Linked DNA regions of Homo sapiens: all the other regions are linked to region 2. Evidence: chromatin contacts called from ENCODE Hi-C or POLR2A ChIA-PET data. All regions are on one chromosome and are shown on one strand. The core of a region is the stretch at or near the end of the contact, and the rest is flanking DNA. Distances in the headings are between cores, read along the strand shown. Region 1 has its middle 280 kb from the start of LINC02667. Region 2 holds the start of C10orf143 (chromosome 10 open reading frame 143). Region 3 holds the start of PPP2R2D (protein phosphatase 2 regulatory subunit Bdelta).

Region 1 (2,700 bases), core at 27-2,526, 1.5 Mb before region 2:
TTTTTCTCTTCTGCAAGCCTCGGAATGTGAGAGGAATTCTACTACAATGGCTTCATACTGAATTTTTAGTGAGAGGAAAAGCTGGTTTTAAATTGGTGATAATCAGATGTCTATTTTGAGGGGGCGCGAGGGGGATGACAATGGCTAATATGTAATAAAAACAAACACAACCTTTAGCCCCAGATGCCTCTGGGCCCATGAGTGCCTGTCCCTGTACCTGTGGGAGAAGGCCACACCTGCATTTCCGGGGCGAATCGGCATGTTCTAAAAGCAGGTCCTGCGGACACACTTGCACGGCAAATAGGGCCAGGCCCTCCCTCAGCTTTTTAACAGGTGGTGAAGTTTCCACAGGAACTTAATTTTCCTCTTTTTTGTAGGAGAAACTGTTTGTTTCTGGGCTTGAGGGAGGGAATGAAACCAGCAAAGATGAAGAAGTTGAGGACACAGGGATGGGGTCTGAGAGAGGGACCAGCCACAAAGTGGCTCTGTGGGCCACTTTCATGAGTTTTCCCATGTCGCATTGCCCTGGGATTAAAAAAAATAATTGTGATAACAGATACATAACATAAAATTTTCCATGTTAATCACCTTAAGTGTATAATTCTGTGGCATTAAGTACATTCACAATGTTATGTAACCATCACCACCTACCTATTTTCAGAACTTTCTCATCTTCCCAGACATTAACTATCATTGAAAGTGCTCTTTGTTCCCCCTCCCCCAGGCCCTGGCAACCTCTTTTCTACTTTCTGTCTCTATGAATTTGCCTATTTAATTTGCTTTTCCCTACCGGCTAGTAATGAGTGTCCTTGTCCGTGCTCGTTGGACACGTCCTGGGTTTTCATCTGTATTACAGATAAATAGGAAATGACACCCCATGTCCTGGTCTTCATCCAGGTGAGTCACCCACACCACTTTGTCCAGTCTGAACCTGCAAGTGACAGCATGACTCACCCCTGCTGGAGGGAGAGCAAAGAGTCAGTGGTGAGGGGAGGCCTGCATCTTCTTGAAGAAGGTGGCTCTGACTCAGAGGCCCAGAGGAGTGTCCCTGCTGGAGTGTCCCCTGCAGTTCCGGGTGGCTAGTGCTGGCTGTATTAACATGAGCCTTGGGCCAGATGGTGCCACTCCGGGGGCCCTGGCTTCTGTGACATGTCTACTGGCTCTCTGAGCCACCCAACCCAGGAATGGCCAGAGCTCGCCGGCCCTGCCTGTCTGAGAAGAGAAACAGCTGAGTGACTGACATCCTGGGGCCGTGGGCTGGCAGGGCCCTCACCTCTCTATAAGACTGGACTCCCACCAGACGTCTTTGCAGGAGTCACCGTCTCCTCCGGAGGTGCCGCCTTCAATTATCAGCATCCAAGGCCCGCCCACTCTGTCCAGGAACCAGGGCCTGACTCAGGGACCCGAGAGGCAGAGGCTGGTTTCTTGTTTTCCTTCAACGAAGTCAGCCAGCTTAATCTCACCTTGCCTACATCACAGAGAAGATAGGACAGATTCTGGGGACATCCCGAAATTAACTGTGAAGTGTAGACATTTGCTATTGAATAACTTAAACATTAATGTAATTTAGGCCACATGGCTACTGAGCTTTAGAATTTATAAAGCCTCTCTCTGCAGATGAAAATGTTCATTTAACCAAATGGAAAAAATATTTTTACATGTCTCATGTCCATACAAGATTTATGAAGCCCGTGTTTTTATTTATCAAAATGTGTTGTCATGTGGCCAAATTCACACTTTAAGACTAGGCAGCAGGTGCTCAAACACTGTCAATTCAAAGGTGCTGGAAGGGACCTCGCTCAAATTCCTTGATATTGTTTGCCTGTGTCCCCACCCAAATCTCATCTTGAATTGTAGTTCCCATCATCCCCACAGGTCATGGGAGAGACCAGGTGAAGATAATCGAATCATGATGGCCGTTTCCCCCATCCTGTTCTCAGGATAGTGAATGAGTTCTCACGAGATCTGATGGTTTTATAAGGAGCTCATCCCCCACTTCGCTGGGCACTTTTGCCTCCTGCTGCCGTATGAAGAGGGACGTGTTTGCTTTCCCTCTGCCATGATTGTAAGTTTCCTGAGGCTTCCGTAGCCCTGCTGAACTGTGAGTCAATTAAACCTCTTTCCTTTATAAATTACTCAGTCTCAAGTATATCTTCATTAGCTGCATGAGAACAGATTAATACACTCCCCGTGAACTACTCTAAGGAGAGAGCGGGTCTCCACGCGGCCTCGGTGTGTGCTCAGAACTTCTGACACTAGCAACCTGGCAGCCCAGCCCGGCGGGGTTCTGTTCTCTCTGCTGCATGGTTTAGCGTGTGGTCATAGTGTGTGTAGGATGGAGACTGAAGGAATCATCCTTCACGCTGATTCATCTGGAAGAAAAGCCAAGCCCTAATTTTTTAAGCTGAGGGCTCCATGTGTTTATGTATTTAGCACCTCAAGACAGGAGGAAATAATTAGTGGTTTGAGAACACGTTAACAAAAAGCAAGAGCTCTTTCAACCTTCGGGCTCATAATATACGTAATTGTAAAGTAACAAGCATACCAGAAGGAAACAATACTCTTTTGTGATGGGGAGGTTACCCCTCCACCCACCTCCTATACCCCGTGGGATAGCCACAGCATGGACTTCCTGTTCTACCCAGAGCCATAACCAGACAGCTGAATTCATGTATGGTTCCCAGGACAACAGTGGAGAGG
Region 2 (2,700 bases), core at 166-2,665:
TACGCCTATATTTAGTGACCCTGGGCTCCACCCCACTGGACTGCTCACGTCCATGCTGTTCTGTGCAGGAGAATCAAACTTCCATCTTGTTAGGGCCAGCGTGCTTTGAAGGCTCTTGGTTACAAAAGCACCCTAACCTGCTATATTACTGTACTATACTATTACTATACTACATTACTATACCATATTATTACTATATTACTGGGGTAACCTGCACCCTAGTAATATAACAATTGGTACCTGGAGGAGGGGTGCGGCTGTGATAGAAACCTAAGTGGTACTGGCTTCACGGCCAGGCAGTGAGTAGTGAGGAAAGAGATGGTGCAGGGTAGAAAGCTAGTCATTCCCGCTACGCAGTAAAGACATCTAAAAAAATGCTGCCTGTATTAACTGGGAAGACGGATCCTGCACTTACCAAGCCTGTGTAGCTCTAGAAGAAAAAAAAAAGCAAATATGCGGTATGTTGGCTGCTCACTGCTGCCCCTAGCGAGGAACTTTGAAATAAACGAGGTTAAGTAAGAACTGGCCAATTTGCAAGCAGAGGTGGAAGATAAAATACAGGAATGCCAAGCAGCTCTGTCTTCCAGCTCCAATCCTGCAGTACTTCTTTCAGTGCCCCTAAGACGCTAAGCTCCTTCCTCCAACACTGTTTTTTGTCACCTCCCATCCTGCCTACCCCCGGTCATCCTTCAAGTCTCACACATACCTGACTTACCCACGCACCCTGGGATCTTGTGCAAGTCTCCCCATTACCATCTCATCTTACCCTCTGCTCATCAGTTAATGGACTCAGCCCAAGAAGCACTAACACGCTCAATGCCGGGTAATTTTCTGCGCGTGTTCGCTCCCCACGTACTCGTCCCCCAACACCCAGCCCTGGGCCTGGCACGTGGCAGGCGCTCAGTGAACGAGACTCAGGAACAGTCAGGTGTAGACGGCAGGAGAAGACATGACACGGATACCAAGCACCCGAGGTCCTGCAATGAGTCTCGGCCCATGTTTTAGGGAGCCTGGGTCTGGAGCCCCAGTGAGCGTGTGGGTCAGGAAGGTGCCCGAGCTCCGCGCCCGACCGCGCAGGCGCGAAACCGGGAGAGCGGCGTCACAACCCCGCCCTAACAGGCCACGCCCATCACTGGCCACGCCCTCCCAGGGACGTACGCGAGCGTGCGAGTGTCTTGGGCCAGGCCTCCTCACAGGCAGGGCCGCGCCGGCAAAAACGAGGCGCGGTGGGAACCCGCCCAGGGGCCATCCGCCCTCCCGTCCCTAACGCCCAGGCCCCGGGGGCTCACCACGTCCCCCGGAACCTGCAGATCCTCCGCCCTCCGCTGTCGCCAGCGGCCGAGCGCTAAGCTGTCCATGCAGCCCCAGGGTCAAACCCTCCCGGCATCTCAGGCCTGGCCGAGGCCCGCGCACCACGCCCCCTTCCGCACAAGGCCCTGGGGAGCCAATAAGGAGAGGGAGGGGCGGGACGCCGCGGGAAGCGCGAGAGCACCAAGGCGAGGACCGCAGGCAGGAGTAGCAGAGACCAGAGTCTTCTGAGACTATTGGGATGCTGTGGGCGTTGTCCGTCTGCCCCAAGTCATTACTTCGCAGAGAGGTCCCTGCATATCTCTGCTTGTCGCTTCTCCCTTCACAGGAGCAGCCGTGGGGCTCTAAAGAAAGCATTCTTTCAGGATCCCGCCAAACTTTTGACAACACCCCGTGGATCGGCTGGAGGAGCGCCCGCCTCCTCTGTCTTATGATTGGTTGTTAGGCCTCGTGGGGAGCCGTCTCCCTGTGGCTGGTTGGCTAATAGATGGCGCAGCGGGTCAATTAGCTTGAGCGAGACAGCGGGTGTTTCTGGGAGTTGTGGTCCGCAGGGCTGCCTCGCTTCCGGGTGGGAGCTGCTGTTGCCGCGGTGGGAAGACGCAGAGCTTTCAGGCCAGCCCCGCGCGGCTCACGGCTTTTGTGGCTGGTGGCTGGTGGCTGCTGGTTGGGAGGCCCCGGAAGGACTTCTACTCCTCCGTAGGCTGGAGGGCACTAGGAGGTCGCAGGTGCTGAGCTGCCGGGGCCTTTGGGCTGTGCTGAAGGGGAAAAGCGCAGCCACTGTCGGGAGTGTGTGCTGTGGAGGCAGTTGCCGCGGTGATGTTCGCTCCGCCTGGCCCCTGCCGGGGATTCAGCCAACCAACCCTCAACAGCCGGCGGCGGCTCAGTCTCTGGCCCGGCGCGGTGCTGAGCACCACTGAGCCCTCATCTTAGGGCACCGAGGCCCGGACTCCTGCAGCCGCATGTCCAGGCCCCTCCTGCCTTAGCACGGAGCTCCCTTGACTGCTCCAAACAGCCCAGACTGGCGCCTTTTTTGGATAAATTAAAACGGGGCCAATCCGTTGCCAGCGATTGGCTAACGATGGGTACACGACCTAGTACGGGCCAGGGAGAAGTAAGCGAGGTCTGTTGAGGCAGAGTTTCGGGAAAGATCTTCTAGTTAAAAGGGGAGTTGGGTGGGTGGGGGCTGTTTTCTTCCTGTTGTCCTTGCCCAGTGTAAGTTTCCTGGAGCTGCAGCAGCCTTTTTGTCACCATGAGGGCAGCTGGTGGGAACCCTAGGAAAGCAGGAAATCACCTAGAGCCGGAACAGCCTGAGCCTCTGAACCAACCCACAGCTGACTACCCGTCACTTTGTCGTGTCTCTGTGATTTGAGTCCATCATTCTGCTGCAGTTGA
Region 3 (2,700 bases), core at 91-2,590, 1.8 Mb after region 2:
CTCCCCATACACATTTCCTTCTTCCCTGATTTTTCTCTCCAGCTCCGACTTATTATGTATTTATTTCCTTATTGTCTGTCTCCCCCACTGAAAGGTAAGCTCTACCAGGGCTGAGATTTCTCTGCTCTGTTAACCTCTCACCCCCAGGGCTGTGGAGTGTGCCGCACGTGGCAGGAGCTGTCAATAAATAATATTAATGGAGTGGACGAATGTTCCTGATTTGCAGCGACTGTCTTTTAGTGGTGCAATACCATCAGTGCCCACCGCAGCTACCCTGAAAGAAGTTCTGATTCCGGACATCAATCCCATAGGGACAGTCCCCCTGATGATAGCTCGACTTCAGATTTTTCAACTTTACGACGGGTAGATTGGGTATTAGATGCATTTTTGACTTAGGAAGGGCTTATTTGCGGGGAGGGTAGCCCCACTGTAAGTCGAGGAGCACCCATGATCGCTCAGTATGCCAGAGAAAACCACCCGCAAATGAAACGATCGGCCCTGTTTCCCTAAGACTGCACTGGGAGCTCCAAGAACCCCTAAGGTAGCCATCTGGTGAGCAACGGTGCGCTCCGAAAGGGAGGTGGACAGGATTGGGAGACCGAGGCCGGCAGATGGCTCGAGCCCAGGAGTTCGAGACCAGCCTGAGCAACATAGACCCCCGTCTCTACAAAAAATTTAAAAATCAGCGAGCCTGGCGGCGCGTGCCTGTGCTCGCAGCTACTTCCGAGGCTGAAGCAGTAGGATGGATTGAGCCCAGGAGGTCGAGGCTTTTAGGGAGTCGAGATCGCGCCCCCGCACTCCAGCCCGGGGAACAGAGCGAGACTCCGCGTCGGGGGCAGTGGGCGGGAGGCAGCGCTCAGGTACGGCGCGCTCAGGTGAGGCCGGCCCACATGCCCGCCCACCGCCGCCAAGCGCGTCCTCCATTGGCGGTTCCACGGAGAACCCACGTTTCCATTGGCCGATGCGGGATGGGGGCGTGTCCGGCCAAGCGGCGCCCTGAAGGCGTGTCCGGCCGCAGCTTAGGCTCTCCGGGAGTCCCCGGAGAGTAGGGGCGGCCGGCGGCGCTAGTCTTCTGGGGAGCGCCGGGTGCACACCGGACCACTGCGGGAGGCCTAGGGCCGAGGGCCGAGGAGCTGGCCTGCGCCCGGCGACCCCGGCTTCCCTCCGCAGTCGCCCAGGCGTCCCTTCCCCCCTACAGCCGAGCGGCGCCGGGCGCAGGCGCATTGGGCGCCCCCGGCAGCCCCCGCGGCCCGCCCCGTCCGCTGCCCGTCCGAGGAGGCGGAGGGCGATGACGTCATCGAGCGGGGCGACGGGCATTGGGCGCCATTTTGAAAAGGGAAAAAAATCCCTCCCCGGCGGCGGCGGCGGCGGCGGCGGCGCCGGCGGTGGTGGCGGCCCCGGGGCTGAGCGCTCGGCTGCAGCGGCGCGGAGGCCGTCTCCCTGGTCTGCCGCGGTCCCCGCCCGTCCCGCCGCCGGCTGCCATGGCAGGTGAGGGGTCTGCGCGGGCCGGCGGGGACCACGGGGGCGGGCGGGGGCCGCGGCCGGCCTGACCGCCCCGTTGTGTTTGCAGGAGCCGGAGGCGGCGGCTGCCCCGCGGGCGGCAACGACTTCCAGTGGTGCTTCTCGCAGGTCAAGGGGGCCATCGACGAGGACGTGGCCGAAGGTGAGCCCCGCGCCGCGCCCCGCCCCGGGACCCTCGCGGACAGCTCCCAGCCCGGCCGCGCGCGGCCTCCGGGCCCCAAGCGTCCGTGGAAGGCAGGCAGGAGGATGGGGGCCGGGCGGGGCAGGGGCCAGGGGCCGAGCTGGGGGCCGTGATCGGGGGGCGGCCGTCCTCTGTCCGCTGTCCCGGCCCGCGGGGCACGGGCGGAGGCGTCGGGCCCGCGGCGGGACTTATGTAAGTCACCAAGGTCACGGGCGGCCGGGTCCTCCGAACCCAGCGCCTGGGGCTGCCTCCTGCCCGGGGCGGAACCGAAGCCCGGGGCTGCCTCCTGCCTGGGGCGGAACTGAGGAGACCGCGGCGGAGCCGGGGACGGGAACGGAGTCCATATCGTGCGCTCGGGCAGCGCGGCACAATGGCCCAGAGGCTGGGAACGCGCCTAGGGCTGGGTCGGGGCCTCGGCCCCCACCAGGCTCTGCGTTTCATCGGCGGTGCGCTCTTGAGCGAGCTGGTTGCCTCGGCTCCCTGATTCTTAAGGTCTGCTTTCTGCGGTTCTAAAATCCTTGAATTTTACTGTGAGGTACTGCTACTTTCTCTACTGATATATTTTAAGGTCTCTATTCCAGATTTTAGTCTTGAACTTCATGGTATTACTTGAAGTTCACTGGTCTTTTCCTTAAATCATACTCTCAAATTGGCCCAGGCACAAAGTTTTAGGGTGGTGGGAGGGAACTGGGAAGTGCCTCCCACCCCAGCTTCCCATGAAGCTTACCTGTCACCTTAAAGTTAAAAAGCTATGTAGCTTTCCTTTTTCACCGTTGAATGGAGAACTTGGTCGAGTCTTAGAAGTTTGATTAATATTTCAGATTCAGAGTCATAGTGACTTTTTTGTTGTTGTTCATACATCTTACTGAACATTGTAAACCTTTAACCTTTTCTTAAAAATGATTGGTGTTTGCACCAAATACACCTTCCCTGCCTCAAGTTACTAAAAGCCCCTTGTCAGACGTCCTGTTCACTTCCCTCCATCTCGGCCCCCCCAA

Evidence for each region. A loop is a pair of places that touch in the nucleus more often than their neighbours do. ChIA-PET counts read pairs that join two places held with the same protein, here RNA polymerase II (POLR2A). Pooled maps may share reads with other maps.
Region 1: a map of mammary epithelial cell shows a loop between it and region 2 (4-fold over the local background). The contact joins the enhancer-like site here to the promoter of C10orf143 in region 2. A Hi-C loop is called at or near these places in 2 of 168 maps with a recorded cell type or tissue (mammary epithelial cell and naive thymus-derived CD4-positive, alpha-beta T cell), 2 of 37 single-sample maps with no recorded cell type and 9 of 50 pooled maps.
Region 3: a map of CD8-positive, alpha-beta T cell shows a loop between it and region 2 (17-fold over the local background). The contact joins the promoter of PPP2R2D here to the promoter of C10orf143 in region 2. A Hi-C loop is called at or near these places in 7 of 168 maps with a recorded cell type or tissue (B cell, CD14-positive monocyte, CD4-positive, alpha-beta T cell and 3 more), 14 of 37 single-sample maps with no recorded cell type and 20 of 50 pooled maps. POLR2A ChIA-PET finds 5 or more read pairs at or near these places in 5 of 52 experiments (A549, CD4-positive, alpha-beta T cell, HEK293T and 2 more).

The regions. Positions count from the first base shown.
Region 1 is chr10:128,628,580-128,631,279 of GRCh38, forward strand. No RefSeq gene overlaps it. Among named protein-coding and RNA genes, the nearest start is that of LINC02667, 280 kb to the right of the region's middle. RefSeq lists an enhancer at 266-1,465. Within about 2 kb of position 1,277, at least 2 of the 41 ENCODE cell types and tissues checked have a DNase peak (open chromatin) inside an H3K27ac peak, as active enhancers do; they include mammary epithelial cell, where a contact is called at or near this core.
Region 2 is chr10:130,109,415-130,112,114 of GRCh38, forward strand. C10orf143 (chromosome 10 open reading frame 143) reads right to left here and starts at 1,416. Exons shown (of 4, transcript NM_001355042.2): 1 at 1,290-1,416. The coding sequence starts at 1,358. It overlaps LOC102724883 (a long non-coding RNA gene), which reads left to right and starts at 1,879. Exons shown (of 3, transcript NR_188169.1): 1 at 1,879-2,700. RefSeq lists enhancers at 471-580, 741-920, 1,781-2,110, 2,591-2,700 and a silencer at 1,111-1,490.
Region 3 is chr10:131,899,668-131,902,367 of GRCh38, forward strand. It overlaps PPP2R2D (protein phosphatase 2 regulatory subunit Bdelta), which reads left to right and starts at 1,341. Exons shown (of 9, transcript NM_018461.5): 1 at 1,341-1,488; 2 at 1,571-1,663. The coding sequence starts at 1,482. RefSeq lists an enhancer at 601-700 and silencers at 941-1,450, 1,521-1,920, 2,101-2,150.